2 separate regions of the Homo sapiens genome follow, and region 2 is linked to region 1. Evidence: read pairs that join two places in POLR2A ChIA-PET (ENCODE). Cell type or tissue: Panc1. All regions are shown on one strand. Each heading gives the region's core, and the rest is flanking DNA. Links, peaks and the distances in the headings are about the cores only. Region 1 overlaps MMADHC-DT (MMADHC divergent transcript). Region 2 overlaps MMADHC-DT (MMADHC divergent transcript).

Region 1 (16,194 bases), core at 7,997-10,496:
TTCTTACTATTCAATGCAATGAATGGAATAAATGGCCATTGAGGGTTGGTTGGTGAACTGAATTTTGTTGTTATTGTTTTTTTACACTTGGCTTTTTCATCTCTCATTTTTTCCCTTAGTTTCATTATGAGAATTTTCTCTTTTTTTTTTTGTATACCACAATTATAGTGGTCGCTCATTTTAAAAATACCTCTCACATATGTAGGTGGTTGGTCATACACCATACATTATATTACATATATAATGAAAGCTGAATTTAAGAATAGATCACAAGTACTAGGATCAAATCTGCTTTCCAAATGTCTTATATTCTATTTCATGATGCAGTTTTGAAGAAAGTGCTATGACATTTGCCAAACACATCTATCAATGCATGGAATATAATGCATCACTTGCTGTCTTTTATGCTCAGTGAAGCTCCAAGCTGAGGTGGTTGCCTCTAGACAAGAACAGCATTAGAGCATTTCTGGTTCAGTATCATTTGGCATGATACAGAGCCATTAATGCAGGTGTCTAAAGGGCTTTGAAAGCACTTGGCAGGTCAGTGCCTTTTAAACATGATTAATAGCCATTAATTAGTTTTATTTAATTTACTATTATATTATAGTCAATTCTAGAGGTAAGATAATACACAAATTTTAAATAACCCAGTAAGAAAGAATACATTAGAATTAAATAACCAAGACTAACCCAAGTCATTAAGAATAAAAATCTTCAAAAAACTTCTGAATATCTAGATCAAAGTTGTCCAGTAGAAATATAATGCAAGCCACATTCATAATTTAAAATTTTCCAGTCACATTAAAAATAAATGGCATTAATTTTAATAATATATTTAATTTTACTCAATATAATAAAAATATTATCATCTCAACATGCAATCAGTTTTAAAAATTAGAGATGTTTTATATTCTTTTTTAATAATAACTTTTTGAAATCTGGTGTGTATTTTATGCTTACAGCATCTCTGAATTCAGATTAGTCATATTTCAAATGCTTAATGGCCATATGTAGAGGCTACCATATTGGACAGTGCAGGTCTAGGTTTTTAAAGTTGAAGCTGGAGCACAAGTTCCTTTTTATTTTATCTTAATGAAAGAAATAGAATGGCTAGTAGGTTACAATTAGAGTAACTAATAAATGCTTAAAATGGCAACCAAGTCTAAGGACATACAGCAAACCACCACTTAATCTTAATAAAGGAAGTGCAATGGATCCATTGCTGATTCAATGCCAAGGTGTAAAGAAACATACAAGCTGCTAGTGACTTCTATTATGCAACAAATAAAACTGTAACCCACAAATCCAAAGGGAAAAGTAAAACTAATGAGCTTTGGTTGGAATGAGACCAATGGTGGAACCAGTTTGACCACACAAGCATTTCTTTTAGGCTCTTGGGGAGATGGATTTAAGGGCCACACTCTAGGCCTGAGGGCAGAGAGCCAAAGGGCAAAAGTGAGATCTTCCAAATATAAGCTTTTATATGTTGCCCATCTGTTAGTCTCCTAAAGAAGCTTGGTGAACTGACAGGCAGACTGACTGGTAGATGTATGGTGTGCTGTTTTAGTATCATATTCCAGTTAATAGTAGGAATAGCTTGCATTTATGCAGCATTCAGTCTTTTAAAGAGCACTTCCATTTATTCCTTTGCAACTTTTTAAAGCAAGTTTTACAAATTATGGCACACTAAGCAAACTAAGGCCCAAAACTTTCATTTTAACAAATGATATTGAGCAATTAATAAGCAAGGAATTATGCTCGGCTTCCAGAGATAATGGTAATTGTTACTTGAGAACATAGATATATAAGATCTCACATATCTAGGTCCCAAATATGACCATTTGAATCATTTGGTTTCAAGGTAATGTGTTCAGGTCTCCTTCAGGCAAATGCCCAAATCTTGCTGTGTAGCTAATCTGTATACTTCTTTATCCTGGTGAACTGGATTTACTATGCATAAGCCTCAAGGAATCCTTTTCTCAGACTGAGGTAGAGCCACCAAAACTCTTTCTTTTTTTCTTTTTATGGGTTCTTTTTAGCCTTTCCATCAGCTTTCCAAGGGGAAGATAAAAGATAATTAAGAATGAGTTGCTTTTGGACTCTTCATTTTTCCAGCCAAAGCTGTACTTAATCTTTAAGACTCTTGGACCTATGTCAGAGCTCTGCTTGCAAGAAGTACACATATTCTATGTAGGTGATGGTGACAGTGTTTGTGAAAAGATGGGTACCACCTCAAATTCTCCCTAGAGGTTAACATGAGATAGAACAGAGTATGTGACTAAAGCATTCCCAATCTTGTATTTTTCTTCCCTTAAATCAATTGACTTAACTTTCAGATCCAATGAACCAGAGATGTTGCTACCTCTTTCAAGAGAGATGAGTGGAGGTTTTTTGTCAGTTTTTTGTATGTGTGTGTGTGTGTGTGTGTGTGTGTGTGCATGTGTGTGTGACTTCTGCAGTCCTTGGCATTGCTTCTATTTATCTTGAAAAAAAATGATAAGCATTTTTATCCATATGGCTATTTGTAAGTGTGCTACTTTTATTGCCCCCAGAAACCACTAAACTATATGACGTAGTTACTTAAATTGGCAGCAAATTCATTCTAAAGCCATATTATAAAATGGGCAAGAATTTCACCTTAATTATTCTCTCAAATTGTTCCTAGCTATTGTTGAACCAAATGTACAAGCTTGATCTATACAGTTATGTGTCACTTAACAATGAGGATATGTTCTGAGAAATATAACCTTAGGTGATTTCATTGTTTGAACACTACAGAGTATACTTCACAAACCTAGATTATACAGCCTACTACACACCTAGGCTATACGGTACAGCCTATTGCCCCTAGAATACAAACCTATAGAGTATGTTACTGTACTGAACATTGTAGGCAATTATAACATGGTGGTAAATATTTGTATATCTAAACACAATTAAACATGGAAAAGGTAGAGTACAGTACAAATATGGCATAAAAGATTTTTTTTAAAAGCACACCTGTACAGTGCACTTACCATGAATGAAGCTTGCAGGACTGGAAGTTGCTCTGGGTGTCAGTGAGTGACTGGTAAGTGAATGTGAAAGCCTAGCACACTACTGTATAATACTGTAGACATTACAAACACTATACTTAGGCAACACTAAATTTATTAAAAATATATTTATTTCTTTCATAATAAATTAACCTTGGCTTTTTGTAACCTTTTTACTTTATAAACTTTTTAATTATTTTTCGCTTTTTGACTGTTTTGTAAAAACTCTTAGTTTAAAGCATGAACACATTGTACAGCTATACAAAAGTATTTTCTTTATATCCTTATTCTATGTTTTTTCTATTTTAAACATTTTATTTTATTTTATTTTATTTTACTTTTAAAGGGTCTTTGTTAAAAAATAAGACACAAGCACACAATGAGCCCAGGCCTACACAGGGTCAGGATCATCAATATCACTGTCTTCCACCTCCACATTTTATCCCATCGGATGGTCTTCAAGGGCAATAACAAGCATGGAGCTGTCATCTCCTATGATAATAGTGCTTTCTTCTGGAATAGTTCCTGAAGGACCTGCCTGAGGCTGTTTTACAGTTAACTATTTTATATAAGTAGAAGGAGTACACTGTAAAACAATGATTAAAAGTATAGTGCAGTAAATACATAAACTAGTAACACAGTCATTTATTATCAAGTATAACATACTATACATAATTGTATGTGTTATGCATGTATACAACTGGCAACGCAGTACAATTGTTTACACCAGCATCACCACAAACACATGAGTGATACATTGTGCTATGACACTAGATAGCTATGACATCACTAGGCAATATGAATTTTTCAGCTCCATTTTAATCTTAGGGAGCCACCATAGTACATGATGTCTGTCCTTCAAAATGTTTTGAGGTGCAGGACTATGTATTTTGTGCTAGACTTATTACAAGTTTAAACAAATAGTACAGTATTAGTAGTATAAAGGTGCCTGAAATTTGTTCTATCATCTTTTACATATGTATTTAATATTACAAGAATTTGTCATCTTTTCAGTGAATTGTTTATTCTTACATAATATGCGAAAGCCCCTCCTTTGGTATAAAAATACTGGATTTCCCTCTCTGACTCTAATGGGAATGAGATCCTTCTTCTGCGGCCTGACTAGAGTTGCTGGAACAGGTTATCTCTCTTTGGCTTTTTCTACTTTCCCAAGTTATTAGAGACAATCAGGAATCACTGCAGCAATCCTGGCCCCCCAAAGACCTTATTATCCAAGAAGTTTGTTGTTGAAGGGTAGGAAATTGATATGGTTTGGCTGTGTCCCCACCTAAATCTCATCTTGAAATGTAGCTCCCACAATTCCCACGTGTTGTGGGAGGGACCAGGTGGGAGGTAATTGAATCATCAGGGTGGGTCTTCCAGGTGCTATTCTCGTGGTAGTGAATAAGTCTCACAAGATCTGATGGTGTTATAATCACCTGCTTCCTCTTTTGCTTGGCTCTCTTTCTCTCTCTCGCCTGCTGTGATGTAAGACATACCTTTCACCTTCTGCCATGATTGTGAAGCTTCCTCAGCCATATGGAACTGTAAGTCCATTAAACCTCTTTTTCTTTATAAGTTATCCAGTCTCAGTTATGTCTTTATCAGCAGCATGAAAACAGACTAATGCAGAAATCAATGGAGAGTTACCTCTAGGGTTAACAAGGTTCTTGGAAGGTCCTTTTGTTTTGGGAGGTCTTCTGTTTTTGTTTTTATGGTGAGAGAGACTTTACATGGTTGTGATCAGAAAGAAAAGTCCACTAAGAAGGAGATGGTTTTATCAGCATTATCTTCAGTAACCCAGGTGAGAATGATGGTGAGGTTGTGATGATAGAGATGTTTCTTGATCAAAAATCAAAGTGATAGCAGAGAAAAAGAAAAAGATGATAGAGCTTATATCACACTCTCATAATCTATGTCAGGTAAAAGACATGGTTATAATTAAGAGTGGGTTTGAGGCCAGGCACGGTGGCTCATGCCTGTAATCCCTGCACTTTGGGAGGCTGAGGCGGGTGGATCACAAGGTCAGGAGATAGAGACCATCCTGGCTAACGTGGTGAAAACCCGTCTCTACTAAAAATACAAAAAATTAGCCAGGCATGGTGGGACACGCCTGTAGTCTCAGCTATTTGGAAGTCTGAGGCAGGAGAATTGCTTGAACCTGGGAGGCAGAGGTTGCAGTGAGCCGAGATTGTGCCACTGCGCTGCAGGCTGGGCAACAGACCAAGACTCCACCTTAAAAAAGAAACAAAACAAAAAAAAAAAAAAAAAAAACAAAAAAAAAACAGTGAGTTTGGAGAAGTAATTTTGAAACAAATGGAAAAAATAGAGAACCTCTCTGTTTTGGAGGATCGGCAGTGGTTTTGAACTCTGGCAATCACCTGTGACCTTTTAAAAACACCAGATGTCAGGACCCCACCTTGGACTAAATGAATTTCTGGGAGGTGGGACTAAGGCCTGGTGTTTTTAGAAGCTTCAGAAGTTTCTAATGTGTAGCCAGGGTTGAGAATCTACTAGTGTGGTGTTGTCATGGAATGTACTGGCAAAAACTGTAATTACTTTTGCACCAACCTAAAACTAAGGTGGTAGTTTCCCACTCAAGACCAGTTAAATTAGAAGTTTGGAGTGTGGGGTCAGGATCAGTGTTTTTCAAAAGCTTTCCAGGTGGTTCCAATGAGTATCTCTGAGAATCACTGCACTGGAGAACCTGGGTGAAAGAATACAAAAGCAGGAAGGGTGGGAGATGGAGGGATTTGCCTCTAAAACTGAGGATGCTCCTTTATATTTTCCAGGAGGTTCTCTTACTTGATCTCTACTTCCTTGGTGTTGATGTTTAACCTCTATTGTGGATTTCCATCACATTCACCCATATTTGGACCCAGAACAAATATATCTGCTATTGTAGCACATCTATTGATGTAAGCATGCCCCACATAGTTTCATTTCCAAGTCTGCCTTAAAACTTCAGACGGCCGGGCACGGTGGCTCACGCCTGTAATCCCAACACTTTGGGAGGCCGAGGCAGGCGGATCATCTGAGGTCAGGAGTTTCAGACCAGCCTGGCCAATATGGTGAAATCGTGTCTCTACTAAAAATATGGAACTAGCTGGGTGTGGTGGTGCATGCCTGTAATCCCAGTTACTCAGAAGGCTGAGGCAGGAGAATTGTTTGAACCTGGGGAGGCAGAGGTTGCAGTAAGCTGAGATTGTGCCATTGCACTCCAGCCTGGGCGAGAGAGCAAAACTCTGTCTCAAAAAAAACAAAACAAAACAAAACTTCAGACTAAACCAGCCTTTGTTCCCCTTGGTCTCCCACAAACCTGGGAAGGGAGATTAAACCATTACTATCTGTATCCTAGGTTTTTACGAGTTTATTCTATGGACTCACGCTAAAGAAAGAAGCCTCAATTTACTTTGACTAAGACTTGACCTGATTCCAATTTACTCTCAGTGTAAAAGGAGACCAGAACTATAAAGGGAACCACAGGCACCGTTTGAATCTGCCTGCTATGCTATATTCCTTATCTAAGTGAATGGCATCGCTATTCCACCTTATGCTGAAGTTTAAACCTTCCAGTTTCATCCTAAGCTTACAAAAGTTGTTGTTATAAGACATAGAACATAGTTACTTAAACTGAAAATAAATTCATTAGTCATGTGTAATTTTTAACTCTTTGGAATTTCTCTTAGAAAACCATTATATCCACTTAATTCTCCAGTTCTATTACTTCGTCCACGTCTCAATTTTTTCATCCTCTTTTCTCTACCTTGACCATCACTGACAAAACTCAAGTCACCATCTCTACTAATGCATTAATTCCCATACTTATCTGCCAACCTCTAGTTCCATTTCAGCTGCCCCTCCCTCCTCCTCCCGCTTAATCCTTCTTTCTCATTGCTGCCAAATTGGCTTATCTCCAATGCAAATGTGATGATTTTACTTCCCTAATCAAATTCTTTTAATGTCTTCCATAGGCTCAAAAGTAACATCTGGGGGTGGCATTCAAAGCCATCATGATGTGGTTCCTGTCTACTTTTCCTGTTTTATTCCTGCTGCTGTCCCTCTTTCCATTCCATAGTGTTCTGTTTTTGCCCACGTGGTACCCTGCCCAGTTAGTTCACCTGACACATTGCTCATCCTTCAGGTCTTAGCTCCATATCTTCTTTCTGAAGCTACCCTTCCTTGCCTAGGCAGCCTGAGGCATCTCTTTGCTTGATAATGCCATCGTTCTTTAGAACATTCTTCCACGAAGTCATTTTCTTCACTCTAATTGCTAATCACATATGTCTCTAATCCCATTAGACTATATGCTTCTTGAAGGTGCAGCTTTTATGTTTGGATTTGAATCTTTAGATAAACTAATAGTATAATTTGAGTCGGCTAAGAGAAAACCAGTGTTGTAACTAATAGCAGAATCTTCACAGTCCATTTAGCACTGAATTATATTAACTCAAAGCTAGTGAGGTCATTATAAGTGATAAATCCAATTTCTTATGACATATATTTTGTAACTAAAGTTTCACTATTATACTACCATTTTTATTTAACAGTAAAAAAGATTTTATTACTGAGTATAGACATTTCAATCTGGAAAATACTCTCTTGTTGCAGCATTCTTGGTCTGTAGTCATGATCTATGATCTATGGTCATCTGTTTCAAAATGCACTTGCTAACATTCTAAAGCTCCCTGACTTGTTTATTAATTCATTTATTTAACACATATTTATTCAATATGCACTAAATATAGAGGACAATGCTAAGGTTGAAGGACTTAAAGACATAAAAACATGGTTTTCCCCTTGTGGAATTAGAAAGTATATAGGCTTTATTTATCTAAATTAATTCTCATAACATCCTGATAGGCAATTATTATCTCTGTCTTATAAATGAGGATATTGCAGAACAGTATTTATAATCTCAAAAGTGTCTTAGAATGCTCATGTTTGTCAAATATAAAATGTGTAAGCCTCTTGTTTTGGAGATTTTCTTATAGTTTACAATGGTGGGTATATTTTTTCCTTTTTTTAATTACACTTTAAGTTCTGGGATACATGCGCAGAACGTGCAGGTTTGTTACGTAGGTATACACGTACCATGGTGGTTTGCTGCACCCATCAACCCCTCATCTACATTAGGTATTTCTCCTAATGCTATCCGTCCCCTAGACCCCCACACCCAACAGGCCCTGGTGTGTGATGTTCCCCTCCCTGTGTCCATGTGTTCTCATTGTTCAATTCCCACTTATGAGTCAGAACATGCAGTGCTTGGTTTTCTGTTCCTGTGTTAGTTTGCTGAGAATGATGATTTCCAGCTTCATCCATGTCCCTACAAAGGATATGAACTCATCCTTTTTTATGGCTGTATAGTATTCCATGGTGTATATGTGCCACATTTTCTTAATCCAGTCTATCATTGATGGACATTTGAGTCGGTTCCAAGTCTTTGCTATCGTGAATAGTGCCACAATAAACATACATGTGCATGTGTCTTTAGTGTAGAATTATTTATAATCCTTTGGGTATATACCCAGTAATGGGATTGCTGGATCAAATGGTATTTCTGGTTCTAGATCCTTGAGGAATTACCACACTGTCTTCCACAATGGTTGAACTAATTTACACTCCCACCAACAGTGTAAAAGCATTCCTATTTCTTCACATCCTCTCCAGCATCTGTTGTTCCCTGACTTTTTAATGATAGCCATTCTAACTGGCATGAGATGTTATCTCACTGTGGATTTGATTTGCATTTCTCTAATGACCAGTGATGATGAGCTTTTTTTCATTATATTTGTTGGCTGCATAAATGTCTGCTTTTGAGAAGTGTCTGTTCATATCCTTTGCCCACTTTTTGATGGGGTTGTTTTTTAAACTTTAATGTTCACATGTCATCCCAGGATCTTGTTAAAATATAGACCTGAGTCAATAGGTCTGGGGGGGGATCTGAGATTCTGCATATCCAATAAACTCTGAGACACCATGCAACTGGTCTATGAACCATGCTTTAATAGCAAAGATTTAGAAATTGTCATTTGTAGAATTCTGTTGCATTGAACATTGTTCTCTTATTCACTGAGTCTTTTATATTGAAGATGGAGTCAGCACTACCTCTAAAAACTTGTTTAAACATGAGGGCTGAGTGTTGAGTTCTCAGATCCTTGATTTTCCTTAGCTCTGAGACCAGTCAATGTGTTTCCACCATAAATCCTCTTTAATGATTCTACCCCACAACAATTGATTTCTCCTTCCAAATATTGCTGTGATTATTAATAGTTACATTTTCATACCTGCTAGCTTTGTTTCCTAACCTGGACTGTAAGCCCCTTAAGGCAGGGACCAGATCTTATTCATTCATTAACCCCCACACTGCTAACATAATGCCGTACATCTGATACCAGTATAGGAGCTTTTATTTACCAAGGAATCTAGTATGTGCCTTGGACTGAACTTCATCTTGTATATGCATTTTCTCATTTAATGTTTCACAAAACATATGAAGTTCTTACCATTTTGCAGATATACAAATTGAGACCCAGATAGTTTGTTAATTAAATAAATTCATGTATTCAGTAGTGGCATGAGAATTTGAATGCAGGTTTAATTCCACAGGCCATGTTCTTTTCTTTCTGACAAACTACACCATTTCCCATTACAGTAGACACTTAATTATACTTGAACTGATGACTAATTCTATGAGCTAATTATTGTTTGAAGCAGAATTGAATTAGAAACTTTATTTGACTTTGTTTTATCCTTCTTTTTTATGGTGAGAACCTCTGTATTAGGAATCAACAAGGGGAATTTCAGGAAATGACTCTGATCTAATTACTGTTATTTTTCAGTCAGGTGAGATTCCTAGACTTTGGCAGATTTCAGGCTGAAAGTGCCATGAGCTTTATTAAATTTTATGAAAGATTGGCAGCCCTGACAAGGCCATTGTCAGTGCTTCTGCCCAGATTAGTGGCTACATGGTTGTCCAATCTTCACCATCACTTCTTCTTTTTTCTTTTTTTTTTTTAATTATGCTTTAAGTTCTAGGGTACATGTGCACAGCGTGCAGGTTTGTTACATATGTATACATGTGCCATGTTGGTGTGCTGCACCCATTAACTTGTCATTTAACATTAGGTATATCTCCTAATGCTATCCCTCACCCCTCCCCCCACCCCACAACAGGCCCCGGTGTGTGATGTTCCCCTTCCTGTGTCCATGTGTTCTCATTGTTCAATTCCCACCTATGAGCGAGAACATGCGGTGTTTGGTTTTTTGTCCTTGCCATAGTTTGCTGAGAATGATGGTTTCCAGCTTCATCCATGTCCCTACAAAGGACATGAACTCATCCTTTTTTATGGCTGCATAGTATTCCATGGTGTATATGTGCCACATTTTCTTAATCCAGTCTATCGTTGGACATTTGGCATGGTTCCAAGTCTTTGCTATTGTGAATAGTGCCACAATAAACATACATGTGCATGTGTCTTTATAGCTGCATGATTTATAATCCTTTGGGTATATACCCAGTAATGGGATTGCTGGGTCAAATGGTATTTCTAGTTCTAGATCCCTGAGGAATCGCCACACTGACTTCCACAATGGTTGAACTAGTTTACAGTCCCACCAACAGTGTAAAAGTGTTCCTATTTCTCCACATCCTCTCCAGTGCCTGTTGTTTCCTGACTTTTCAATGATCGCAATTCTAACTGGTGTGAGATAGTATCTCATTGTGGTTTTGATTTGCATTTCTCTGGCCAGTGATGATGAGCATTTTTTCATGTGTCTTTTGGCTGCATAAATATCTTCTTTTGAGAAGTGACTGTTCATATCCTTCACCTACTTGTTGATGGGGTTGTTTGTTTTTTTCTTGTAAATTTGTTTGAGTTCATTGTAGATTTTGGATATTAGCCCTTTGTCAGATGAGGAGATTGCAAAAATTGTCTCCCATTTTGTAGGTTGCCTGTTCACTCTGATGGTAGTTTCTTTTGCTGTGCAGAAGCTCTTTAGTTTAATTAGATCCCATTTGTCAATTTTGGCTTTTGTTGCCATTGCTTTTGGTGTTTTAGACATGAAGTCCTTGCCCATGCCTATATCCTGAATGGTATTGCCTAGGTTTTCTTCTAGGGTTTTGATGGTTTTAGGTCTAACATTTAAGTCTTTAATCCATCTTGAATTAATTTTTGTATAAGGTGTAAGGAAGGGATCCAGTTTCAGCTTTCTTCATATGCCTAGCCAGTTTTCCCAGCACCATTTATTAAATAGGGAATTGTTTCCCCATTTCTTGTTTTTGTCAGGTTTGTCAAAGATAAGATAGTTGTAGATGTGTAGTATTATTTCTTAGGGCTCTGTTCTGTTCCATTGATCTATATCTCTGTTTTGGTACCAGTACCATGCTGTTATGGTTACTGTAGCCTTGTAGTATAATTTGAAGTCAGGTAGCGTGATGCCTCGAGCTTTGTTCTTTTGGCTTAGGATTGACTTGGCAATGCAGGCTCTTTTTTGGACCCATATAAACTTTAAAGTAGATTTTTCTAATTCTGTGAAGAAAGTCATTAGTAGCTTGATGGGGATGGCCTTGAATCTGTAAATTACCTTGGGCAGTATGGCCATTTTCATGATATTGATTCTTCCTACCCATGAGCATGGAATTGTCTTCCATTTGTGTGTATCCTCTTTTATTTCATTGAGCAGTGGTTTGTAGTTCTCCTTGAAGAGGTCCTTCACATCCCTTGTAAGTTGGATTCCTAGGTATTTTATTCTCTTTGAAGCAACTGTGAATGGGAGTTCACTCATGATTTGGTTGTTTGTCTGTTATTGGTGTATAAGAATGCTTGTGATTTTTGCACATTGATTTTGTATCCTGAGACTTTGCTGAAGTTGCTTATCAGCTTAAGGAGATTTTGGGCTGAGACAGTGGGGTTTTCTAGATATACAATCATGTCATCTGCAAACAGGGACAATTTGACTTCCTCTTTTCCTAATTGAATACCCTTTATTTCCTTCTGCTGCCTGATTGCCCTGGCCAGAACTTCCAACACTATGTTGAATAGGAGTGGTGAGAGAGGGCATCCCTGTCTTGTGCCAGTTTCCAAAGGGAATGCTTCCAGTTTTTGCCCATTCAGTACGATATTGGCTGTGGGTTTGTCATAGATAGCTCTTATTATTTTGAGATACATCCCATCAACAGCTAATTTATTGAGAGTTTTTAGCATGAAGCGTTGTTGAATTTTGTCAAAGGCCTTTTCTGCATCTATTGAGATAATCATCTGGTTTTTGTCGTTGGTTCTATTTATATGCTGGATTATGTTTATTGATTTTCGTATGTTGAACCAGCCTTGCATCCCAGGGATGAAGCCCACTTGATCGTGGTGGATAAGCTTTTTGATGTGCTGCTGGATTTGGTTTGCCAATATTTTATTGAGGATTTTTGCATTGATGTTCATCAGGGATATTGGTCTAAAAATCTTTTTTTTTGTTGTTTCTCTGCCCGGCTTTGGTATCAGGATGATGCTGGCCTCATAAAATGAGTTAGGGAGGATTCCCTCTTTTTCTATTGATTGGAATAGTTTCAGAAGGAATGGTACCAGCTCCTCCTTTTACCTCTTGTAGAATTTGGCTGTGAATCCGTCTGGTCCTGGGCTGTTTTTGGTTGGTAAGCTATTAATTATTGCCTCAGTTTTGGAGCCTGTTATTGGTCTATTCAGAGATTCAACTTCTTCCTGGTTTAGTCTTGGGAAGGGTGTATGTGTTGAGGAATTTATCCATTTCTTCTAGATTTTCTAGTTTATTCGTGTAGAGGTGTTTATAGTATTTTCTGATGGTAGTTTGTATTTCTGTGGGATCAGTGGTGATACCCCTCTGTCATTTTTTATTGCATCTATTTGATTCTTCTCTCTTTTCTTCTTTATTAGTCTTGCTAGTGGTCTATCAATTTTGTTGATCTTTCAAAAAAACGGTTCCTCAATTCACTGATTTTTTTTAAAGGGTTTTTTGTGTCTCTATTTCCTTCTGTTCTACTCTGATCTTAGTTATTTCTTGCCTTCTGCTAGCTTTTGAATGTGTTTGCTCTTGCTTCTCTTGTTCTTTTAATTGTGATGTTAGGGTGTCAATTTAGATCTTTCCTGCTTTCTCTTGTGGGCATTTAATGCTATAAATTTCCCTCTACACACTGCTTTGAATGTGTCCCAGAGATTCTGGTATGTTGTGTCTTTGTTCTCTTTGGTTTCAAAGAACATCTTTATTTCTGCCTTCATTTCGTCATGTACCCAGTAGTCATTCAGGAGCAGGTTGTTCAGTTTCCATGTAGTTGAGTGGTTTTGAGTGAGTTTCTTAATCCTGAGTTCTTGTTTGATTGCACTGTGGTCTGAGAGACAGTTTGTTATAATTTTTGTTCTTTTACATTTGCTGAGGAGAGCTTTACTTCCAAGTATGTGGTCAATTTTGGAATAGGTGTGGTGTGGTGCTGAAAAGAATGTATATTTTGTGGATTTGGGGTGGAGAGTTCTGTAGATGTCTATTAGGTCTGCTTGGTGCAGAGCTGAGTTCAATTCCTGGATATCCTTGTTAACTTTCTGTCTCGTTGATCTGTCTAACTTTGGCAGTGGGGTGTCAAAGTCTGCCATTATTATTGTGTGGGAGTCTAAGTCTCTTTGTAGGTCTCTAAGGACTTGCTTTATGAATCTGGGTGCTCCTGTATTGCATGCATATATATTTAGGGTAGTTAGCTCTTCTTGTTGAATTGATCCCTTTACCATTATGTAATGGCCTTCTTTGTCTCTTTTGATCTTTGTTGGTTTAAAGTCTGTTTTATCAGAGACTAGGATTGCAACCCCTGCCTTTTTTTGTTTTCCATTTGCTTGGTAGATCTTCCTCTCTCCTTTTATTTTTGAGCCTATGTGTGTCTCTGCATGTGAGATGGGTTTTCTGAATACAGCGCACTGATGGGTCTAGAATCTTTATCCAATTTGCCAGTCTATGTCTTTTAATTGGAGCATTTAGCCCGTTTACATTTAAGGTTAACATTGTTATGTATGAATTTGATCCTGTCATTATTATGTTAGCTGGTTATTTTGCTCGTCAGTTGATGCAGTTTCCTCCTAGCCTCGATGGTCTTTACAATTTGGCATGTTTTTGCAGTGGCTGGTACCAGTTGTTCCTTTCCATGTTTAGTGCTTCCTTCAGGAGCTCTTTTAAGGCAGGCCTGGTGGTGACAAAATCTCTCAGCATTTGCTTGTGTGTAAAGTATTTTATTTCTCCTTCACTTATGAAGCTTAGTTTGGCTGGATATGAAATTCTGGGTTGAAAATTCTTTTCTCTAATAATATTGAATATTGGCCCCCACTATCTTCTGGCTTTTAGAGTTTCTGCCAAGAGATCAGCTGTTAGTCTGATGGGCTTCCCTTTGTGGGTAACCCGACCTTTCTCTCTGGCTGCTCTTAACATTTTTTCCTTCATTTCAACTTTGGTGAATCTGACAATTATGTGTCTTGGAGTTGCTCTTCTCAAGGAGTATCTTTGTGGTGTTCTCTGTATTTCCTGAATCTGAATGTTGGCCTGCCTTGCTAGATTGGGGAAGTTCTCCTGGATAATATCCTGCAGAGTGTTTTCCAACTTGGTTCCATTCTCCCCGTCACTTTCAAGTACACCAGTCAGATGTAGATTTGGTCTTTTCACATAGTCCCATGTTTCTTGGAGGCTTTGTTCGTTTCTTTCTATCCTTTTTTCTCTTAACTTCTCTTCTTGCTTCATTTCATTCATTTCATCTTCCATCACTGATACCCTTTCTTCCAGTTGATCGAAGTGGCAACTGAGGCTTGTGTATTCGTCACGTTGTTCTTGTGCCATGGTTTTCAGCTCCATCAGGTCCTTTAATGACTTCTCTGCATGGGTTATTCTAGTTAGCCATTCATCTAATCTTTTTTCAATGTTTTTAACTTCTTTGCCATGGGTTCGAACTTCCTCCTTTAGCTCAGAGTAGTTTGATCGTCTGAAGCCTTCTTCTTTCAACTCGTCAAAGTCATTCTCTGTCCAGCTTTGTTCCATTGCTGGTGAGGAGCTGCATTCCTTTGGAGGAGGAGAGGTGCTCTGATTTTTAGAATTTTCAGTTTTTCTGCTATGTTTTTTCCCCATCTTTGTGGTTTTGTCTACCTTTGGTCTTTGATGATGGTGACGTACAGATGGGGTTTTAGTGTGGATGTCCTTTCTGTTTGTTTTCCTTCTAACAGTCAGGACCCTCAGCTGCAGGTCTATTGGAGTTTTCTGGAGGTCCACTCCAGACCCTTTTTGCCTGGGTATCAGCAGCAGAGGCTGCAGAACAGCGGATATTAGTGAAAAGCAAATGTTGCTGTCTGATCGTTCCTGTGGAAGTTTTGTCTCAGAGGAGTACCCGGCCGTGTGAGGTGTCAGTCTGCCCCTACTCGGGGGTGCCTCCCAGTTAGGCTACTCAGGGGTCAGGGACCCACTTGAGGAGGCAGTCTGTCTGTTCTCAGATCTCAAGCTGTGTGCTGGGAGAACCACTACTCTCTTCAAAGCTGTCAGACAGGGACATTTAAGTCTGCAGAGGTTTCTGCTGCCTTTTGTTGGGCTATGCCCTGCCCCCAGAGGTGGAGTCTACAGAGACAGGCAGGCCTTGAGCTGCAGTGGGCTCCACCCAGTTCGAGCTTCCTGGCTGCTTTGTTTACCTACAATGGTGGGCTCCCCTCCCCCAGCCTTGCTGCTGCCTTGCAGTTTGATCTCAGACTGCTGTGCTAGCAATGAGCGAGGCTCCATGGGCGTAGGACCCTCCGAGCCAGGTGGGATACAATCTTCTAGTTTGCTGTTTGCTAGGACCATTGGAAAAGCACAGTATTAGGGTGGGAGTGACCCGATTTTCCAGGTGCTGTCTGTCACCCCTTTCCTTGGCTAGGAAAGGGAATTCCCTGACCCCTTGCGCTTCCTGGGTGAGGTGATGCCTTGCCCTGCTTCGGCTCATGCTCAGTGCACTGCACCCACTGTCTTGCACCCACTGTCCGACAATCCCCAGTGTGATGAACCCGGTACCTCAGTTGGAAATGCAGAAATCATTCATCTTCTGAGTCACTCACGCTGGGAGCTGTAGACTGGAGCTGTTCCTATTCGGCCATCTACATGTTCTTTCTTCCCTCATCATCACTTCTTTACTTCTTTT
Region 2 (16,194 bases), core at 7,497-9,996, 110 kb after region 1:
AAATTAAAAATCATCTATAATCTTACCACCTTAAGGTAACCATGTATATCTCACTCTTTATTTTATGGTTGGGGAAAAACATAGGATTAGTTAAATTGATACTCCAACCATTAGTGTCAGCATCATAACTAGACAATCTGCCTGTTAGTACCATTCACCAGACTCAGAACCTAGTGATGATTTTATATTGAGCAATTCTAAATGTTAGAGCTATCCAATCCAAGATGATTTTTTCCTAAATTTATACTCTCTTTCTCTTTATTATCTTAATCCATTTCGCTGCTATCACAAAATACCTGAGACTAGGGCATTTACAAAGAATGGAAATTTATTTTCAACAGTTTTGGAGGTTGGGAAGTCCAAGATAAAGATGCTGTCAGGTTTGGTGTCTGGCAAGGACCCCATTCCCTGCTTCCAAGACGGTGCCTTATTGCTGCATCCACTGGAGGTGATAAAGGTTGTGCCCTCATATGATGAAAGGACAAATGGCAAAAGGGCCTAAGCTGGTTCTTCCCAGCCCTTTTAAAAAGCGCTAATTCAATTATGAGGGCAGAGTCCTCCCAACTTAATCACTTCCCAAAAGGTGCCACCACTTAATACCACCACAGTGGGAACTGAGTTTCAACACGAATTTTGAAGGGAACCCATTCAAACCACAGCAGTTATTTTACCAGGCTGAGGACTTAGAACTATTTATCTGTCCCAAATGTACATCTCTAACCCTGGCCACTCCTTAAAATCTTAACTCCTATCGTCAACTGTCATATGGACAAATCCATTTAGATGTCTAAGAGGCATCTCAAACTTAACAAGGCCAAAGCTGAAACCCTGATGTTCCTCTCTCTAGACAATTTTTTTTCCAGGCGGTTTTTCACATCTTAATAAGGAGCATAACATCCACCCAGGTGCTCAGGTCAAAATCTTCACCTCATTTAGCGTTTATGAATCTGGAGAAAGACCTGGGGTAATGCCAGATTTCTCTGGGCAAAGCCATTATTCAAGAATGTAATTTATAGAGGTCAGTTCTTCCCCTGCTAGAAGCAAATGGAATCCTGTCAACCCCCATGCCGGGGGTAGGCATGACTTTGGCAGAACAAATGTTTTTCATATTGAAAAAAAATACCCTTATGGATGACCCAGTCATATGTAGCAGACTTCAACAACTGCTGTTTTTGGCAGCAAAAATCAACCCCAAGGGCTGAAATTTTCAAGCAGTGGCCTTCTGAGTAGCTGCCAATAAAGAGTATTCAGCAGGTTGACTGAAAAACAGAATTTCCAGCGAGCCAAGAAACTAGGAGAACCTGGGTCAGAAGAGATCACAACCCAGAACAGGAGGTTGTCTTTTAGGGGTGATATGTTAATCTACTTCCTCTCTTCTCCCACAGGGAACCTGATGGAATAAACTGCTGTGAGAGGGAGTATTGAAAGTAAGTGAAAAAAAGAAGGGATGGTGGAAAATTCTTCATGGATTCATTGTTATTGGGGAGGGGCACTTTGTATTTATGCAGATAGCCCCACATGTTGTAGGACATTTAACATCTCTGGTTGGGAATGCCAGAAGAGCCCACCAGTCACTGTGATAACCACAAAAGAGTTTAAGGAAAGGATGTGTGTGTGTGTGTGTGTGTGTGTGTAATAGAGAGGAGAAAGCTCTTTTACCTCCTGGGGTGGTTAGAGTTAGGGAGACATGGTGACACACTGGATCAAGGGCAGCCCATTTCAGGATCCTCGAGGATTCCTCAGACAGGGCAGAACGCCTATTGCCAGGGTCCTGCGGGAGAATTCTTCCATCCTGAACTGAACTGACAAGGAATTCTGGGAATTGTTTTGCCATATGCATCCAAATTCCTGTTGGAGTAGGATTCTATTACACACCCTTAAATAACCAGAGTGTATGACACACTGGAGCATCTGTGATGTCATTTTCTCTGTGATACATTCTAGGGGCCTGAGTAATACTAATTAAAAAACATATGTTCCGTCTCCCTGCCGCTTGGGGCCAGGACTAGCTCTGGTGATCATCACATGCATATAGGAAGAAGGGTACAAAAAATAATCTCAGATGATTTAGACTCATCTGCCATGAATATCAATTTCATAAATTTTATAAGTACGCTAACATACAGCATGCCCTTGGGCTATTTATTTCACTTCTCTTAACCTCAGTTTTCCTATCTGTAAAAGGATAATGATACTTACTTTACAATGTTATAAGAAAGAATGGATAAAATAATTATGTGAAGTATCTGATCCACATTTCATGGCTAAATGCTTGTTAATTCCCCATCTAGCCAGACAGCCTAGATAATTAATTACCTGAAGTAAGGAAAATACTTTTGACTAAATTACGTTATATAGTTTTATAAAAGTCTGTCTTTTTAAGGTACTTTCCAACCTTCCTCTTGTCCATCTCATGCTTCTGCACAGCCAGCACTAGACAACTTACAAGAATGCATCTACACATTACCCTGAAGTTTAAACTGAAATATTAAACCTATGAGGATGTCAGCAGGAAAATGGGTTCTGTAATTTTTCTAGAGCCAAAGAGAGGGTATGATATACCATTCAATCTGGGCATCGAGTGACAGTTGTCTCGTAACAAATTGGTGGAAACAAGAAGGGAAAAATAATCAGCTTGGAACTGATGTATGCTGCAGGCAGCACCGGCATTTATACTACTCATGGCATGACTAAGCATTTGTTTGCTGTCATGTAACATAACCTTGAAGCCAAATACTTTTAAATATCTGCAAAAAACTCAAATAATTGGAGAGATTCCTTAAGAGGCATTCAGAAGTTACAGAAGTCAGGGATGTCAGTAACGATATAAACATTAAGATGATAAAAACGAAGCTGGGATATGTGTAGTCAGACATCAAAATGGAACAGGCTGTTAATGGTGCTTCCTTTTGCTGTTGTTCATTCTTTAAGACATCCTTTCTTATTCAGACAGCTTCATCTTTTTTCCCCAACCTCCATCTTTTCTGTTTCTTTCAAATTTCTCTGTAATACAGTCCTTATACTTTCCCCTCCCCAAAATGTCCCTTGAACACCATGAATATTCCAGTTGTCTTTTATCACAGGATGGATACATAAAGCTGTCTTTATGTGTTTATATACAGCATGAACCTAAGCAAAACAATTACAAGAATTGCTGAAGCAAAAAAAAAAAAATGTGTTAAAGTCCCAATGTTCTCGTTTACTAATTAACCCAGATAAAGGCATACTTTCCAAAACTGCTTTCATTTCACGTAAGAGTGCCAAAATTAATGAACTATTCAAGCTCAGCTGGAGTCTCAAAAATATGGTACCTAGTTCTTACAGGAAATACTTTTATTTTTTCAATAAAAATGGAAAAACTGGGAAATGAGCCAGTGGCTTCTCCTTCTCTTCCAATATCTTCTGTCTTGACCCTGAGGTTAAATATACTCATCACAGACACGGGCACAGACATATGTGACCTCACAGGGGCTGAAAAAGAAATCAGAAACAGCAAGAGAGGCAAAAATAAAAAAAAAAAAGAAATAAACAGCGGGTCATTTCTGACACGTGTGTCATATTTGAGCAAAGTAATAATAGCTTAGCATTAATTGGGTGCTTACTGTTTATGTGTGTGCCCCCCATGATACGTGCTTTACAGGCGTTATTTATCTGTTCCTCACACAGCTCTAAATGGTAGCTAATGACGACCACAGCAATCATTCAAGTAACATTTATTATGTGTTAAGTACAGTTCTAAGCACTTTGTAAACGTTAACCCATTTAATCTTTGTAAAAATTGTGTGAGATAAGTACTACCAGTATTCCTATTTCACATGGGAGAAAATTGAAGCACAGAGAATTTTAGTAATTTGCTCAACATCACAGTTAATAAGTTAGAGGACCTATGATTTCAACCCCGGGGCTGGTACCAAATAGTAGTAACCACCACTAAAGCTATAGGCTACTTCTCCTGGGTTGAAGGATGCTTGGCATTTTATGTGCACAGTGTTTGCAGACTTTATACCCAAAGTTTTTGTCTTCTGAGTAGCCAACATTAGGACTGCTGAAGACAGAAGGGAGACCAAGGTGATCCCAACTAGGGAGGGAGTAGGGGTTAGAGTGTGGAGATGGGCGAGAATGTGCCCTGTGAAGGCACAGAACAGGGAAGATGAGAGAAAACCAGGAAACATGCCTGAGTGAGGACCCACTCCTACCGATTTTAGTGAGAGATGCACTTCGTGACCTGACAATGTCTCTAGCTTTGGACCTGCAGGGATTCATTCCCAGTCCCTCGGTGGCAGCAACCATGTCCAAATAGCTATCATCTTTTATGAAGACTACATTTCTATCTGCCATTTTGTCCTTCTATTATCCTGTCCCCCACCTAACAGCCAACAGGGAGCTTTTAAAAGTGTAAATTGGGTTATGAGGCCCATGGCTGGAAATCATCCAAATCCTTCCTTCTCTCTTGGAATAAAATGCAGACTCCTCACCCTGGTGTTCGGGGCCCTAGGTGACCTGCCTTTGCCTAACTAGGTGGAAAACTTTAGTCTCAAAAAGAACATTCTGTATGGGATATACATTACTTGGCTAAAAACATTTTCCTTAATATAATATTTTGTGCTATCAAACATGATTGGGAAATTTACATTTATAGGCTTAATAGTTTTCAAACATATCATTTGTCTTCAGCAAAAATACAGAACATCAGAAACCGGGTTCTACAAAGAAACCATAAGTGAAATTCATAGGAGAGAGTTGGTTTTCAACACCTACCACATTTTAAAAGCTCTGACGCTAGATAAACACAACAGCATGAATCAAATATAAACATTCCTCTGCCCCTTTGCCTTTCTTCTATTTTGCTGCTCCTTCCCTAAATATCAGAAGCCAGTCAGCAAAATATATAGGAAAGAGGAGAATCTTGACTACTAAAACTTTTAAAACTAAGAGCAATATTGACTCCAAAGAATCAAAGAGTGAAGGCAAGGCCTGGAGTAGGGGAGGCATGTATACCAAATTTTGGGGATATCCACCCACAAAGTAGAACTACCTAATTGTGTAAATGCTATTTATATAAGAGTACTATCAAATATAAAGTTTTAGTATGTATGCAGCATTTTCATTTCATTGTCAAAAATATGAAGTACCTTTTAATCACTGCTAAGGTCTTGCCACCTGTTTATTTCTTGACACCACAATAGAAACATGATTTTCCTTTTTTGTCTTGTTAACATCGAGTTAGAAGTAGTTCAAACTATTTAGAAAACTAAAGAGAACCATGGAGGCCAAATCAACCAAAGGGCTGAGTCATCCACTAAAATCCTCAAATCTTTTTGAATGCTTTTGGCTAGCATCCCAATTAACAGTGTGATAACTCATTGCTTCAATTCTCTTTCTGCTACACCAAGTACTCCTAGGATTGCATCTCATAGAAGCTTCCTGTGGCCTCTCCTATAACACTTTGAATTCTCAACATTGATTTCTGCCTGAAGGGCTTCCTTGAGATATCATGCTAACCCCATCCTATACAAACACCCAGTTCACTTGAGGATGATCGATGGTCTATTCTAGTCCTGATCAAATCACTTGCCGCTTCTGTGATTATTCAGGCTCTTGGGCTGGGTGCAATCAGGCAGAGAATTATTAGAACATTGACAGATTAGTCTCATCAGTTACCTGCTGTGACCACCAGCTTTCTGTATATTAATAAGAAAAAAGGTAGCCTGCTGATTGCCATTAAATTACACGAGGATATATTTGTCTTTTGGAACTCCAAGGCATTTAAATGTGATGTAAGATCAAAATTTATTAAAGAAGGTGAAGAGATGTCCCAGCAAACATTTCCCAGGAGGTGAAAGTATAAAACTTGCATAGTGGAGAAGATAAGTACATTTTATGTTTAATCATTTTCAGTGTGAAACACAGTTTAACAAGTATTTATTGAGCACTTACTATGGGCAAAGTACTGTGTTTGGCTCTGGAAAACAAAGGGAAGTGAGGACCCCTCATCTCAAGAGTCAGTTGTTGAAATCAACATATAAGTAAACATAATCCAAGAAAGACTACAACGTGTGATACAAAAAGAGCCACAGAACTTCCAACATGAAAAAGACCACACTGTAGGGTGATAAGAAAAGTCTTCATAGAGAGGGGAGAATGTCTATGTAAGCTTTTTTTTTTTTTTTTGGAATGGAGTCTCATTTTGTTGCCCAGGCTGGAGTGCAGTGGCGCTCTTAGCTCACTGCAACCTCCGCCTCCCAGGTTCAAGCAATTCTCCTGCCTCAGCCTCTCGAGTAGCTGGGATTATGGGCATCTACCACCACGCCCAGCTAATTGTTATATTTTTAGTAGAGATGGGGTTTCACCATATTGGCCAGGCTGGTCTTGAACTCCTGACCTCAGGTGATCCGCCCGCCTTGGCCTCCCAAAGTGCTGGGATTATAGGCATGAGCCACTGTGCCTGGCTTGAGTAGCCTTTTTAAAAGATGGAAAAGAGGGAATTGCAAGTAGAAATAAGCGCAAAAACAAAGGCATAGAAGTGGGTGTGGAGATACTGAAGGTTTTCCTACTGTCCTATGGACCTGTTGCTTCTTGCTGCAAGCTTGGCAACTCTACCAGATAGCCTTTTCTGGCTATGGAGGCATGCTCAGTGGGCATACAGGGTGAGATTGTTGGCATCAGGGAGTTGATGCCCCTGAATGCAATCCCAATCAGTGACAAACAGTGGCTTCCTTGTCCCGCAGGTGGGACAGTTCTAAGGTGTGGTTTATTCCAATGTCCTGAAGACACTCAGTGGGGCTGCACCTCAGTTACCAAGACTGGCTAATATTCATTAACTTTATATTGGTTCTCTTCCCTTTTCTGCCTTATTTCTCTGTTCTCCTGATGGATGCTTCCTGGGATCACTTCCCAAATAAACTACTTGCCCTCAAATACAATCTATGACAATGAAGAAGCACAAGCCATGATAAATAACCAGCAAACTGCCCAGCTTTGTTTAAAGAGGTGTGGGTCTATAGGACAAAATAATAGCAGAGGCAGCAAAGTTTTTGGCATTTTATTCTATGCCAGGAATTGTGTAAAATGCTTGCGTATGTTCTCTCTCATTTAATAATCAGGAAATGCCTAGGAGTTATATAAAACTATAAATCAGTGGCACTGAAAGGTTAACTAAGTAGCTCAACATCACACATCTGTCAGGTGGGGAAACCAGAATCCAACTCTGATCTCTGAGATGCAGAAACCTGATTTTGAAATCCAATGCTCTTCCACCTCCCTAACGTTGTTGAGGTTATTGAATGCCAGGCTGGAGAATTTCTACTTACCTGGGAGAACACTGAGTAACCATGGAAGTTCCTGAGACAACTGAGTTACAACAGAGAAGCCTCAGGTTGGTGACACTAACAAGAAAAAAGAGAATGTTTACACTGTAAGCAAAGCCTGGTTTGGAAATATCAGAGGAGCTCAGCCATCCAAGGCCCTGCTTAGATGCTCCTAGTACATGGATAGTCAATGCATGGTAACTGGTTGGGGAGCTCTAAAATTGAAATTCAGGTTCCAATTCAGTAATCAGACAAACCTTGGTCAGAGTCCTGGCCCCATTATTAGGTTTTTTGGAGCTGAATGAGTTACCTCCATTCTCTGAGCCTCAGGCATGTTATTTGTAGCAATTCAAGTTAATTCACAGGGTTGTTATAAAGATTAGGAGAGCTAACAGGTTGAAATAACTTTGCCTTTTGCCTGACATGCTCAGTGTACATTAGCTGGTATCAGGGAAGCCTGGAACTATATCTTGGGCACATGTGGTCTGACCCTTTTTTAAGGTCCCACAAAATTTAGCCTCTTCACCAGCTTCCACAAAAAAATTCAAGCATATCAAGCATGTTGTTGCTTTATTGAAGATTTGTGGGGCTAATATACAGAGTGAATATGGAGGTACATTCTTGGTAATGTATGTCCTCATAAGACCTGCTTCTCAAACCCTTTCTTACTCTGCTGTCAGAGTTTTATAAGACCAACAGATGAAAAACAGTGGTAGTAGGGCCACAGTGGGAATATACTCTGGCATGTGTAGAACAAGACCTGCTTTCCTCCTGCTTTTGAAGATGTTCTAATGGAAGTCCCACTGAGGACCAAGTTCATGGGTGCTGCTGTTGCATTTTGGTATGAGCAGGAATATACAAAAGGCAGAAAGGACATGTTTACTAAAAGGCAAGCTCATAGAGTAATCTGGAAATTAAGGGAGCCAGCTGCACATGCCTTGGATTTTTACCTGTTATAAAATATTCTTCTATAATACCCTCATGTTCATATAGTGCCTTTTTGTTTTTAGTACAACTTGGAACATAGTATTTTTCCAAATTATCATCCATATACTAGACATTTTTCATTGCAGTGAAATTTGATTAGGTTTAAAGGGTGTTTTGCACTTAATCCCAGCCTTGTTCTTGGTCTTACAGGGGAATTCAGAGAAATGTAAGACACATTTCCTTCCCTAAGTAGCTTATAATTTCATCAGGAAGAGGAAAAGGAAGTACTAGCATATGGTCAATGTAGAGAAAGAACTATGTGTCTGTGGGTGGGAATTATCTAAAGAAGTGGGGAGATGGAACTTGAGCTTGGATGTATAAAATGGTTGTGGTATAAGTAAATGAAGAAGATGACATTTGTGAAGAAAGGAGCAATTGGAACAAAGGTAGAAGGAAGACCAGGAATAATTTGGGTAGATGATAGTGAGAATATTTGCCTATCAGAGTGGTAATCACTGAAAGTAGATTTGGAAAAGAGAAGTATACTCACATTGGAAAGAGTTTTGGCTTCCAGGAGGCAGCGTTGTCCTCTGAACCTTGTTCCAAGCTCCCATCTTCTCACTTATGCTGATACAACAAGATCATAACTTGTCTCCTGAATCCAGTTTGCATGGCCCACGACAGGCAAAGTGATATTCTTAAAAATGCTGAATTAGCCATGTCACTTCCCTGCTACAGCCCTTTCCCAGGGAGGAATTCAAAACTGTTAACATGGCCCATGAGGCATTTGATGCTTGTGATCTGGTTTCTGCTGACCTTTAAACTTCATCTCACTCTCTGCACACTCCCCACTCCAACTCCTTGTTCAGCCACATTGGCTTTGATTCTGTCCCCGAATGATCCCTCCCACACCTACTGGAAAGCCTTAACTTGTGCTAGAAGGTTCTTCCCCTCCAGTTCTCGCCTTCACCTAATTGGTCAGTCTTTATCATGAACTGCAGCTCATGGCACACATAAGACATGCTAGGGGAAGCTTTCCCTGACTCCCTAGAGTAAATCCCCAATTTTTTGATCACAAAACACCTACACATCAGTTTTTTTTTTTTTTTTTTTTTTTTTGAGATGGAGTTTCACTCTTGTTACCCAGGCTGGAGTGCAATGGCACGATCTGCGCTCACTGCAACCTCCCTTCCCAGGTTCAAGCAATTCTCCTGCCTCAGCCTCCCGAGTAGCTGAGATTACAGGCATGTGCCACCACGCTCGGTTAATTTTTTGTATTTTTAGGAGAGACGGGGTTTCTCCATATTGGTCAGGCTGGTCTTGAACTCCCAACCTCAGGTGATCCACTCACCTGGGCCTCCCAAAGTGCTGGGATTACAGGCATGAGCCACCACACCTGGCCTACATGTCTGTCTTTTAAGACTGAATCTCAGTTTGTGCTTACCTATCTATTTATATGACTATTTAAATGCTGTCTTCTACTGGACTATAAACACCAGGAGGAAACAAAATGTTTGGTTTGCTCATGGTTGCATCTCAGCAATAGCACAATGCCTGACAAAGAATAGACACTGAATGGAGATCTGTTGGATTAATAAATGGTTCAATGAATTAATTGGTGAATGAACAATAAGCAATGCAGTCACCAGAGTTTGGACCATATTTGATATCTACTTTCTCATTATAATCAAGTTTGAGGAATATTAGTTGCTTGTTTTAAGAGCTTCTGATGTTTCTCTTCAGCCAGTTAGCTTATTTTTAGAACTCTCATACATGAATTGAGAAACCAATTTTACACCAACCCTTATCTTTTATTCCTCTGAGTCCAAGTTGTTTTAAAAATAGAGAAGTAAACACTCCAATTTTGTTGTTCAGTTCATATTTCAGTTTTTCTCTTCTCTTTTATTCTGAATATTGCAAATGGTTAGAAAAACCAAACTTACATTTATATTGCTCTTTTTATCGGCAGATTTCTCAGAGCTTTAAAAGCATTTATTAATATTTATGATAGCATTTCAACCTACAAAAATTATCCACATTAAAGCTCCTTGAAGACACATATACTACAACGGTTTTACAATATGCAGCAAAAATTTCAAATATAAATTGGATGTTTTGATTAAACCCAATAAACTGACTAATGGTGAATTCCTACAGGAAAAACCCATCATTCTAAACTCAACAACAACAACATCTTTTGAAAGCATAGGTGAATTTAGAAGGCTGCTCTTTCAAAACTCAAGGATTTGAAATACTTGTAAAAGAACAGGATAACATTTGCTCAGCTATTTCTAACTTCTTGAGAAATGTAATTGAATCTTTAGCCCTACATTTTTTCCTAATCTATGTATATAAAGCTATAAATTTTTCTTTAAGCACAAGATTTTACTATACCCTGCAAATTTTGATATGCTATATTTTAGTTATTTTTACTTCAAAAATATTTTTTAATTTCCACTTTAGTTTTTTTCTTTGACCCATGGGTTCTTTAGAAATGTGTTGCTTAGTTTGCACATATTTGGCTATTTTCTAGTTACCATTTTTATTGATCTCAGCTTTAATTCCTCTGTGGTAAGGGAACATTATTTATATGGTTTCTTAAGAACAGCAGTATGGTCTATATGCACATATTTCCATTTTTGTGAAGGTCTGAGGTGCATAACCTGCATATTTTCAAATGTGTTTACTGTTTTATATATATATGTACATATGTAAATTAGATTGATTTTGTTAATCATCTCATTCAAATATTTTACATCCTTTTTGATTTATTATAGGCTTTTTAAGTCAGTTACTATGTTATCAACAATTACTAAAGTATTGAATGATAGTGTGGCTATGTCAAATTTTCCTGCTAATTTTGTCCATTTTTACATAATACATTTTGGTATTGTGCTATTAGTGCATATTGTGAATTATTGCATTGAGAATTATTGACCTCTTCAAGGAGAACTACAAACCACTGCTCAAGGAAATAAGAGAGGACACAAACAAATGGAAAAACATTCCATGCTCATGGATAGGAAGAATCAATATTGTGAAAATGGCCATACTGCCCAAAGTAATTTATAGGTTCAGTGCTATTCTCATCAAGCTACCAGTGACTTTCTTCACAGAATTAGAAAAAACTACTTTAAATTTTATATGGAAGGAAAAAAGAGCCCATATAGCCAAGACAATCCTAAGCAAAACAACAACAACAACAACAACAACAACAACAACAAACAAAGCTGGAGGCATCATGCTACCTGACTTCAAACTATAATACAAGGCTATAGTAATCCAAACAGCATGGTACTGGCACCAAAACAGATATATAGACCAATGGAACAGCACAGAGGCCTCAGAAATAATGCCACATATCTACAACCATCTGATCTTTGATAAACCTGACAAAAACAAGCAATGGGGAAAGGATTCCTTATTTAATAAATGGTGTTGGGAAAACTGGCTAGCCATATGCAGAAAACTAAAACTGGACCCCTTCCTTATACCTTATACAAAAATTAACTCAAGATGGATTAAAGACTTAAACATAAGACCTAAAACCATAAAAACCCTAGAAGAAAACCTAGGCAATACAATTCAGGACATAGGCATGGGCAAAGACTTCATGACTAAAACACCAAAAGCAATGGCAACAAAACCATAATTGACAAATGGGATCTAATTAAACTAAAGAGCTTCTGCATAGCAAAAGAAACTATCATTAGAGTGAACAGGCAACCTACGGAATGGGAGAAAATGTTTGCAATCTCTCCATCTGACAAAAAGCTAATATCCAGAATCTACAAGGAACTTAAACAAATTTGCAAGAAAAAAACCCCATGAAAAAGTGGGCGAAGTATATGAACAGACACTTCTCAAAAGAAGACATTTATGCAGCCAACAAACATATGAAAAAAAGCTCATCATCACTGGTCGTTAGAGAAATGCAAATCAAAATCACAATGAGATACCATCTCATGCCAGTTAGAATGGGGATCATTAAAAAGTCAGGAAACAACAGATGCTGGAGAGGATGTGCAGAAATAGGAATGCTTTTACACTGTTGGTGGGAGTGTAAATAAGTTCAACCATTGTGGAAAACAGTGTGACGATTCCTCAAGGATCTAGAACCAGAAATACCATTTGACCCCGTAATCCCATTACTGGGTATATACCCAAAGGATGGTAAATCATTCTACTGTAAAGACACATACACATATATGTTTATTGTCACACTGTTCCCAATAGCAAAGACTTGGAACCAACCCAAATGCCCATCAATGATAGACTGGATAAATAAACTGTGGCACATATACACCATGAAATACTATGCAGCCATGAAAAAGGATGAGTTCATGTCCTTTGCAGGGACATGGATGAAGCTGGAAACAATCATTCTCAGCAAACTAACACAGGAACAGAAAACCAAACACCACATGTTCTCACTCATAGTGGGAGTTGAACAAAGAGAACACATGGACACAGGGAGGAGAACATCACACATTGGGGCCTGTCAGGCAGTGGGGCGCTAGGGGAGGGATAGTATTAGGAGAAATACCTAATGTAAGTGATGGGTTGATGGGTGCAGCAAACCACCATGGCACGTGTATACCTCTGTAGCAAACCTGCACTTTCTGCACATGTATTCCAGAACTTAAATTATATATATATATAAAGAAATAGAAAAAAAATTCAAAACCTAAAAAAAACAAAGATGTCTTCTGAGAATGTTGGGACTTTCATCACCATAAAATGAAATGTTACTGTTTATCGCCTTTTTAAACCTCTTTTTCTTCTTCTTTTTTTTTCCTCTGACCCAGGATCCAAAGCAGTATAACCTCCTTTTAAAAAAATGATTTTAACATAGCTATATTAGGGTTTCTCATTTTGTGAGAAGGTAATTTTATCTATTTTTTTCCATTTCCATTCCTTTACTTTTTTTTTTTTTTTTTTTTTTTTTTGAGACAGTCTCAGTTTTTTACCCAGGCTGAAGTGCAGTGGCATGATCTTGGCTCATGGCAACCTCTGCCTCCCCAGTTCAAGCAAAGCGATTTTCCTGCCTCAGTCTTCTGAGTAGCTGGGATTACAGGCACCTGCCACTGTGCCTGACTAATTATTGTATTTTTAGTAGAGATGGGATTTCTCTATGTTGACCAGGCTGGTACTGAACTCCTGACCTCAAGTGATCCTCCTCCCTTGGCCTCCCAAAGTGCTGGGATTACAGGTGTGAGCCACCACACCTGGCCCATTCTTTTATTTTCAATTTGATTTCTTATATTTAAATGTATCTCCTCTAAGCAGCATATAGTTTTCTCTTATTCATTCTTATAGTCCTCATCTTTCAATTAGAATATTGTTCTGTTTACATTTAATACATTTGTTGGTATATTTGAGTTTTCTCTTTGTCCCATCTGATATTTAGTCTTTTCTATTTATCTTTTCAGTAAATGCAGTATTTTCTTTTTCCGTTGACTTGTTAATTACATCTTTTTTCATTGTTTCTTTAGTAGCTGCACTGGAAATAATATACATCCTTAGGCTTTATTAGGGTCACCTGTAATTTAATACTTTTAAAACTTCCTGACAGTGCAAAGACATTAAAACACTTGAACTCCATTTAATTCCTTCCTCCTTCTTATGCTATCTTTGATATGCATTTCAATTCTATATGTTTTTAAGCCCAATATATTATTTTAATTATAACAGTAATATTAACTTAGATTTTCTTCATATATTTACCCCTTTGACTGTTCTTTGTTTCCTACAATTCCATGTGTCCACTGAAATAATTTTTCCTTTATTTGGAGGACATTTCTTAGCCTTTCTTTCATTGTAGGTCTTCCAGTAGTGCAAAATAATCTTGATAGAAAATATATTTGTTTATATTGTTTTTATTTTTTTCTTCCATGCATTTTTAAAAGCTTGTTATTTTGAAATAATTACACATTTACAAGAAGTTGCAAAAGTGATATGGAGGGGTTTCATGTAACCTTTACTCAATTTCCTCCAATGGTTATATTTTGCACAATTGTGATAGGCAGAATTCTAAGTCTCCACAGGATTCCCATCCCCTGATTATTCAGTCAAACACTAGTTACTGCTGTAAAACAACTATGCAAATGTCATAAAGGTTATGGACCTTAAAATAGAAAAAAAAATCCTGGATTGTCCAGGTGGACATAATCTAATCACTCGAGCTCTTGAAAGCAGAGAGATTTCTCCAATTTGAGTCAGAGAGATGTGGTAGAAGAGAAAATCAGAGGACAGATGAAGCAGAGGGAGAGGTCTAAGAGGTTTAAATATGAAAAGGACTTGACTTGCTATTGCTAGCTAAGATAGAGAAAGGAGGTCGTGAGCCAAGAAATGCAAGCAACCTTCTGAAACTAAGAATGAGCCTGGCCAACAACCAGCAAAGAAACAGAGACGTTAGTCCTACAACCACATGGAACTGGATTCTACCAAAAACCCACATAAGCTTGGAAGCAGATTCAACCCCAGAACCTCCTGAAAGAAATGCAACCCTGCTGACATCTAAATTTTGGCTCTGTGAAACCAGAAGCAAATAGTCAATTGAGCCACTTTATGCCCAGACTTCTGACCTACACAATTCTGAGATAATGCATTTGCGTTGGTTAAGACCAGTAAATCTATGGAATTTCTTGCCAAAGCAATAGAAAACTAATACATAGTTTAGTACAATATAATACATAGTATAGCACAATATCAAATCTAGGAAAGTGATGTTGGGACTGTGTGTGTGTGTAGTTATATGCCATTTATCACATGTATAGAAAGTCACAGAACAACCAATGCAATCAAGATACAGAACTATTCAATCATGACAAAGATGTCCCTCATGTTACCCCTTTATAGTTATAATTCATTCCCACACACAATTCCTAATCCCTAGCAAGTACTGATCTCTTTTCCACTTTTACAATTTTTAAATTGTGAAAATGTTATATAAGTAGAATCATACAATATGTGACTATTTAAGGATGGCTTCTTCACTCAGCATAATGCCATTGAGATCTATTCAATTTGCTGCACATATCAGTAGTTCTTGCCTCCCACACACTCCTCCTACCATGACTTTTTTTTTAACTGTGGTGAAAACACACAATAAAATGTACCATCTTAACCTTATTTTTGTATTTTTAAATTGATATATCAGTTTTACATATTTTGAGGGTACATGTAATATTTTGATAGATGTATATAAAGTGTAATGATCAAATCAGGACAATTGGGATATCCATCACCCCAAACATATATCTTTTTTTATATATTGAGAATGTTACAATTCTTCCAGCTATTTTGAAATATATCATAAATTATTGTTAATTATAATTTTTCTACTGTCCTATCAAATACTAGAATGTGTTCCTTCTAACTGTATTTGTGTACTCATTAAACAACTTCTTTGGCCGGGCATGGTGGCTCACACCTGTAATCCCAGCACTTTGGGAGGCCGAGGCAGGCAGATCACCTGAGGTCAGGAGTTCGAGACCAGCCTGGGCAACATGGTGAAACCCTGTCTCTACTAAAAATACAAAACTTAGCTGTGCATGGTGGCATGCGCCTATAGTCCCAGCTACTCAGGAGGCTGAAGCATAGGAATTGCTTGAACCTGGGAGGCGGAGGCTGTAGTGAGCTGAGATAGCGCCACAGCACTCCAGCCTGGGTGACGGAGTGAGACTCTGTCTCAAGAAAAAACAAAACAACATAATTTCTTTCATCCCTTCCTCCCCAATTCTCTTCCTAGCCTCCAATAACCACCACTCTATATCTCCATGAGCTTCACTTTTTCAGCTACCACATATGAGTGAGAACATGTGAAATTTGTATTTCTGTGCCTGGGTTATTTCACTTAACATAATGACTTCTAATTTCATTCATGTTGCTGCAAATGACAGGGTTTCATTCTTTTTTATGGTTGAATAATATTCCATTGTGTATATATACCCTATTT

The links. Peaks named below come from ENCODE experiments on the same cell type or tissue, not always from the same donor. Only the 100,000 strongest peaks of a DNase experiment are listed, where the experiment ranks them.
Region 2: POLR2A ChIA-PET joins it to region 1 with 5 read pairs; 3 of 35 experiments call an interaction of 5 or more read pairs at or near these places.

Annotation. Positions count from the first base shown.
Region 1 is chr2:149,627,840-149,644,033 of GRCh38, forward strand. All of the region lies in intron 1 of MMADHC-DT (MMADHC divergent transcript), which reads left to right. Among named protein-coding and RNA genes, the nearest start is that of MMADHC, 48 kb to the left of the region's middle. In Panc1, for the core only: no CTCF peak of the experiment used is centred there; no DNase peak of the experiment used is centred there.
Region 2 is chr2:149,742,333-149,758,526 of GRCh38, forward strand. It overlaps MMADHC-DT (MMADHC divergent transcript), which reads left to right. Exons shown (of 3, transcript NR_110240.1): 2 at 1,386-1,427. It overlaps LOC105373680 (a long non-coding RNA gene), which reads right to left and starts at 7,385. Exons shown (of 2, transcript XR_923464.3): 1 at 7,311-7,385; 2 at 3,316-3,471. In Panc1, for the core only: no CTCF peak of the experiment used is centred there; no DNase peak of the experiment used is centred there; H3K27ac peaks cover 366 bases.